Linked DNA regions of Homo sapiens: region 1 is linked to region 2. The links are chromatin contacts, found by Hi-C or POLR2A ChIA-PET in ENCODE. All regions are on one chromosome and are shown on one strand. Each heading gives the region's core, a stretch centred on a gene start or an enhancer-like site at or near the end of the contact. The rest is flanking DNA. Distances are from core to core; before and after follow the strand shown. Region 1 holds the start of UFC1 (ubiquitin-fold modifier conjugating enzyme 1). Region 2 has its middle 29 kb from the start of SLAMF1.

Region 1 (2,913 bases), core at 340-2,839, 480 kb before region 2:
CAATTGTATTTTCCCCTTATTGCCAATGTGACTGATCTAAACCCAAATCGGCCATGTAATTCCTCAGCTTAATAACTTTTAACGGTATCCCAAAGCCTCCAAGAGAAAATTCAAGTGCTCAAATATGTCTCCTAGCTTTGTCTACCATTCCCTGCCTCACATTTGATGCTCTAACAACTCTGAGCTACTTTGTTTCTTCAAACACATCATGCTGGTGCCTGTGCCGTTTCTAGATTCTATGCCTTTGCTCATGCTGTCCCTTTTGGCTTGAATGTCCTTCTACTCTTATGTTTTATCAGGCTAGCTTATGTTTACTCTTTAAGTTTCAGCTCAAGCATTACCTCTTCCAGGAAACCTTCCGTGACCGAATGCAAACTGGATGTCTCCTCTTATGCTCTCAAAACATCCTAGCCATTTCTCGCTTTATATCTGTCCATATCTGTCTCAGTCTCTCTCCACTTAAACACTGTATTATAATGATCTGGTTTTGTCTACCTCAGTAAGTTCCTCCTTATTCGGCTTGGTATCTCCTCCCTAGGTTCTATATGCACAGTAATTTTTTTTTTTTAGTGAATGAATACATGAGGTAGGAGAACTAGAACTGCTGGTCTTTGAAGCAGGCAGAAACTACAAGGAAGACAAACTTTTCTCACCTTCCACAGTAGAGATAACTGAGAAGACAGCCCGTTTCTAACTATGAGCTAAACTCCCCAACTCTCTGTAGTTAACACCTACTTGAATTTTCAGCCCTAATGTGGCTTGAAAGAGTGAAGAGTGAGGCCAGGCGCGGTGGCTCACGCCTGTAATCTCAGCACTTTGGGAGGCCGAGGCGGGTGGATCAGGATCACGAGGTCAGGGGATCGAGACCATCCTGGCCAACACGGTGAAACCCCGTCTCTACTGAAAATACAAAAATTAGCTGGGTGTGGTGGCGCGCGCCTGTAGTCCCAGCTACTCAGGAGGCTGAGGCAGGAGACTCGCTTGAACCCGGGAGTCGGAGGTTGCAGTGAGCCGAGATCGCGCCACTGCACTCCAGCCTAGCAACAGAGCGAGACTCCGTCAAACAAACAAACAAAACAGTGAAGAGTGAAGAAGGGGGCAGAGAGATGCGGACTGGGAGTTGGCGCCCTGAGGATTTTTGTTCACATCCAGGTGAACAAACACCTGTAGCCAGGGAGACACGTCACCTTCTGGGGAAGCGTATCCCTAAAATAACTGCTGCTTTTAGCCGCAAGGTCTGGCCCCACTGTGCACCTCACCCGAGTCTTTTTTGCCCTCTCCCCACCATCCCTCCTTAGTCCCCGAGCCCCACAATAGTCCCATTTCTATGAATTTGGGCGTTAAACTTAAAAACCGGAAGCGGCTTCCACACGGAGCCTATTATTGAGGACACCTGATTTCTCCCAACCCTTATGCTACGCGTTAGACTGTAGAAACACAACTAACCCGGATAAGGGACTGATATTCCTCCTTCAGTCGCTGCACCCACAACTCACGATCTCGGGGTCCGGCGTTAGTCTTCAGCACCGGGATCTCAGACACAACACGTCGCGTGGCTTCATCCGCCATCTTGGACCAGGGCGCAAGAGAAACGCGGAAGTGGTGTTGCCTGTAGCTTACCTCAAGGCGCCGTCATCTTTACTATGGGAAGATGAGACGTTGGGTTGCTGTAAGACCTCTTTTGAATAAGATCTTTGTTTTCTTGTCACCTAGTTACCCGCTTGTGAGTGCATCGAGAAGAACAGAATGTAAACAGATTACTCCGTCCTATATATGACACCTATCATTAAAATCACCGCATAAGGCACAAAGGGTGACTTCCGTTCATGCTCAGAGAAGTAATCGCAGAAAACCCGGACACCTTCCCAAACTTGGAAAGCTCTTAGAACTTCAGGCTGCTGAAGGCATTTTTACTTATTTATTTATTTTTATTATACCTTAAGTTCTAGAGTACATGTGCACAACGTGCAAGTTTGATACATAGGTATACTTGTGCCATGTTGGTTTGCTGCACCCATCAACTCGTCATTTACATTAGGTATTTCTCCTAATGCTATCCCTCCCCCAGCCCCGAGCCCCCAACCCCAAGGCGCTTTTCAAGGCACTGACTTCCTAAAACGAGCGATTCGTGTTTCCTCTTCGAAGAACTTTTCCTTTGCTTATATATAGTCCTGCCTCTAGATGCAGTTATCCTGTAGAAGGATGTTTAACTCCTGATAAAGATTAGAAACCATGCAGAATCAAAAGACAAATCCCTGCAAGATTTCTGCCTTAGTCTAGCCATTCACTGAGTCCTAGACTTTTTTTTTTTTAGACAGTGTCTCAATCTGTTGCCCAGGCTGGAGTACAGTGGTACGATCATAGCTTACTGCATCTTCCATCTCCCGGGCTCAAGCGATCCTCCTGCCCCAGCCTCCCCAAAGTGCTGGGATTACTTGTGGGGAAACAATAAACAAACTCCAGTTGGACTTAAAATCTAAACACATTAATTTTTGCTTTTTTTTTTTTTTTTTTTGGAGACCGAGTTTCACTCTTGTTGCCCAGGCTGGAGTGCAATGGCATGATCTCGGCTCACCGCAACCTCCGCCTCCCGGGTTCAATTGATTCTCCTGCCTCAGCGTCCTGAGTAGCTGGGATTACAGGCATGTGCTACCACGCCCGGCTGATTTTGTATTTTTAGTAGAGACCGGGTTTCGCCATGTTGGCCAGGTTGGTCTTGAACTCCTGACCTCAGGTGATCCACCTGCCTCAGCCTCCCAAGGTGCTGGGATTACAGGCGTGAGCCACCGCGCCGGCCATTTTGGCTTTAATTTAAATATCCTGTTTGGCTGGCGTGGTGGCTCAAGCCTGTAATCCCAGCAACTTGGGAGGCCAAGGCAGGTGGATCACTTGAGGTCAGGAGCTCCAGACCAG
Region 2 (3,357 bases), core at 434-2,933:
CCCCATCCAAACTCACCCCCGAGCAGCCTGCATCCCATCCAAACTCACCTCTGAGCAGCCTGCATCCCCATCTGAACTCATCTCTGAGCAGCCTGCAGTTCCATCCAAACTCACCTCTGAGTATCCTGCATCCTACAGGTGGACCATTTCCATCCCCTTTCTGTAAGCAGCACCCTTTTCCTTCCCCTCACTTTTCTCAGTGGAAGAAGAGGGTTTTGGGGGGAATTTCACGCGCACACACACACACACACACACACACACATATACACACACGCGCGAGCGCGAATGGGATAAACAAGCAGTAAGAAGGAAACAAATGCCACTTTCTGTCACAAATAAGCACATTCCTCAGCTGCTGAGGAACCAGCGTGCCTCTGCGGACATTGTATTTGTATTATTTCCAGTTACTGGAAACCTGAGGTAAATCTCACCTTAGACGGCTCAGGTCACAGACACCAACGGTTCCCTGCTCCTCCCATCCCTCAAGGCAGTGCCAGATACATAATTTGTGGGGCTCAGTGCAAAATGAAAATGTTGGCTCCCCTTGCTCAAAAAGCAAGGAAAATGTGCCAATAAAAGTACTGAAATATTAAGCCTTTTCTTTTCTTCCACAGTCTCTCTACTTGAGATGGTATTTTTTTATTTGCTTGCTATTTAATGCTGTTCTAAGTAAAGGCAAATTAAAAACTTAAATTATCATGAATTTTACTTTCTATATTTTAAAACATTAGTTTTAAATGAAAATAGAATATTTAATTCATATTTGGGATCATTGCAATTACTCAATTTCTATTTCGTGGCTCATGCATGCATATATATTTTGTTCTTATTGGAAGTGTGAAAACGCTGCGAAAACCCAACTTAACTTTTTTATTTTACTTCTTGTTGCATACACATTCTCCCAACACTCTGTGAAAGCCAGTGGCTCCCATAACGTGACCACTTTGCACTTACTTTGAGTTTCACTGAACTCCCACATATTTTGGGTAGGTCCGCTGGAGTGCTGTGCTCATGGGATATGAAAAAGGGTAACAAGGAATGGTGGCAGACATGCAGATTACATGTATCTTCCCTTCTCACCTGCATGCTTAAGCAGAAGCTGAAAGAGAAAATTATCAAGAATTTCCAGATAGTGTCAGCAGCAGCAGAGCACTAACCCAGGTTCAAGGCCCTTCTGACCTGGGGCCCCGTGTCACTGTACAGGTCACAAGCCCGTGAAGCCAAATTTACCTCAAGGACAACTAATATCTTACACCAAGACAACGGCCTTCTCTGGAAGTCACAAGGCCTGGTTCTTATGTTCCCCAGCCCCTCATATCTGTCTATGCATCAAAAGTTAGTAGAAGCTGGGCGCAATGGCATACACTGTAGTCCCAGCTACTCCCAGGGCTGAGGTAGGAAGATCACTTGAGGCCAGGAGGTGGAGGTTGCAGTGTGCTGTGATCATACCTGGGAAAAGCCACTGCCAGTCCTGCCTGGGAAACAAAGCAAGACCCTGTATCCTCAAAAAAAAAATAAATAAATAAAGGTTAGTGTGTTCCCTTATCAGTATACACAAGCCCATTTGTCTTTGTGCAAAGAGGATACTCCAGAATTAGCCTCAATTTCCAGTCATGAGTATACTCTTGTGAACTGAGGTGTCAGGATAAGTTGCTTCCCCTTGGCCTTCAGGCGGCTCAGGCAAGCTCCTGCACTGCCCTCTGCTGGCTCCAGCGCAGCAAGTTTAAGTAAAACTTAAAGCCTTGGATTAGGTCAGTGCTTCTCAAACTCTAACTTGCCAGCAAATCACCTGGGGATCTTGTGAAAATGCAGACTTTGAATCAGTAGGTCTGGGGTGGGAACCAGCTTGTCTCAACAGCCAGCATGAGGTTACACATGGAAGGTTGGCAAGGCCAGGAGCTCCTGTGGACTAAGAGAAAGTAACCCTCATATCTGGCTTTGCACAAATAAGCAGCTTGGATTGGGCCCTTGTGTTGGGACCAGGTAGGGGTACATATAAATAGACCTGGCCCCTCAGATCAGTGAGTTCATTCATTTACCACCTATATTTACCAAGTGCTTACCTATGCTAGGGGTCCCATGCTGGAAGCCACTTAGTAAGAACAAACACTGACTACCACGTATGCCCTAGGCTCTGTGCTGAGCTCATTACCTGAAAGGCTTTCTTTTTTTTTGAGGAGTGTTGCTCTGTCACCCAGGCTGGAGTGCAGTGGCGCGATCTCGGCTCACTGCAAGCTCCGCCTCCCAGGTTCATGCCATTCTCCTGCCTCACCCTCCCGAGTAACTGGGACTACAGGCGCCTGCCACCACGCCCAGCTAAATTTTTTGGCATTTTTTTAGTAGAGACAGGGTTTCACCGTGTTAGCCAGGATGGTCTCGATCTCCTGACCTCATGATCCGCCCATCTCGGCCTCCCAAAGTGCTGGGATTACAAGCGTGAGCCACTGTGCCCGGCCATGGCTTTCTTTAAGGAACAGGGCTGTGGGTTGTTTAGAGTGGAAGTGTTTCCAAAAGTCTTCATTGAGGATTTGGACTTTAAATGGTTTTTGGCCATTTAAAGGATTTGGCCAGGATAATTTTACACAACTGTTGGTATGATCAAAGCAGCCTTAGAAAGGTTCCATCTCTCATTGTCCCTTCTTGTCCAGGAATAAAAAGATCAAGCTCCTCCACAGTGTTCTTGGGCTATCTTCAAGTGCGTTTGTTAAAGTGGCAGCTCCTGCACCTGGAGAGTGTGCTCTCTCTTCCCCACAATTCTTTCTACTCCTCCTCCCCCATCTCTAACCTCCTTAGAAGACTGCATGGTGGGGCAGAGGATGGATTTAGCTCAGAGCCACCTGCACCAGCTGGCAAATGCTAACCACAGGCTCTATTCTCTTTCGCCAGCTGCTCTGCCCAGCCCTTTGCCCCAGTTGGGTGAGTGAGAGCCCACTCCTTTTGCCTGGTCCCCTCCCCCAACTCCAGCCTGCCTGTCTTTCCTCCTCTCTCCTCCACCATCTTCTCCTCCTACAAATTTTTGTCACCATCATGTTCTATTCCCATCATCTTTCCATCTCTCATTTTTCTGTTCCTCTGTCTCATCCCATCCTGCTGATTATTTTTTTTCATAACTCCCACTTTTCACCCAGACCTCACCATGCCAATTCTGCCTCTGATGTTCCAGCTGCCCATGAGGGTCTGCACATCCCCTGACAGGCAGTGCCTTGGTTTGTTTCCTTCCTCCTTTACTGACATAGGAAACACAGTCCCCTCAACAAGTGTCTCCTATCCCTGTGACTAACTTGGTCAGAGACTCCTAAGGAGCCGACAACGCAGCAAACACATTGGTTGGTTCCCTCAACAGATATTTGCAATAGG

Evidence for each region. A loop is a pair of places that touch in the nucleus more often than their neighbours do. ChIA-PET counts read pairs that join two places held with the same protein, here RNA polymerase II (POLR2A). Pooled maps may share reads with other maps.
Region 1: a loop to region 2 is called in a pooled map, with 5 times the contacts of the local background. The contact joins the promoter of UFC1 here to the enhancer-like site in region 2. A Hi-C loop is called at or near these places in 2 of 168 maps with a recorded cell type or tissue (HCT116 and heart left ventricle) and 1 of 50 pooled maps. POLR2A ChIA-PET finds 5 or more read pairs at or near these places in 4 of 52 experiments (A673, GM12878, HEK293 and 1 more).

Annotation. Positions count from the first base shown.
Region 1 is chr1:161,152,654-161,155,566 of GRCh38, reverse strand. It overlaps UFC1 (ubiquitin-fold modifier conjugating enzyme 1), which reads right to left and starts at 1,589. Exons shown (of 6, transcript NM_016406.4): 1 at 1,447-1,589. The coding sequence starts at 1,569. RefSeq lists enhancers at 1,282-1,671, 1,712-1,761, 1,852-1,901, 790-1,989, 1,227-2,007.
Region 2 is chr1:160,674,102-160,677,458 of GRCh38, reverse strand. No RefSeq gene overlaps it. Among named protein-coding and RNA genes, the nearest start is that of SLAMF1, 29 kb to the right of the region's middle. RefSeq lists a silencer at 2,661-2,770 and an enhancer at 2,621-3,237. Within about 2 kb of position 1,683, at least 6 of the 41 ENCODE cell types and tissues checked have a DNase peak (open chromatin) inside an H3K27ac peak, as active enhancers do.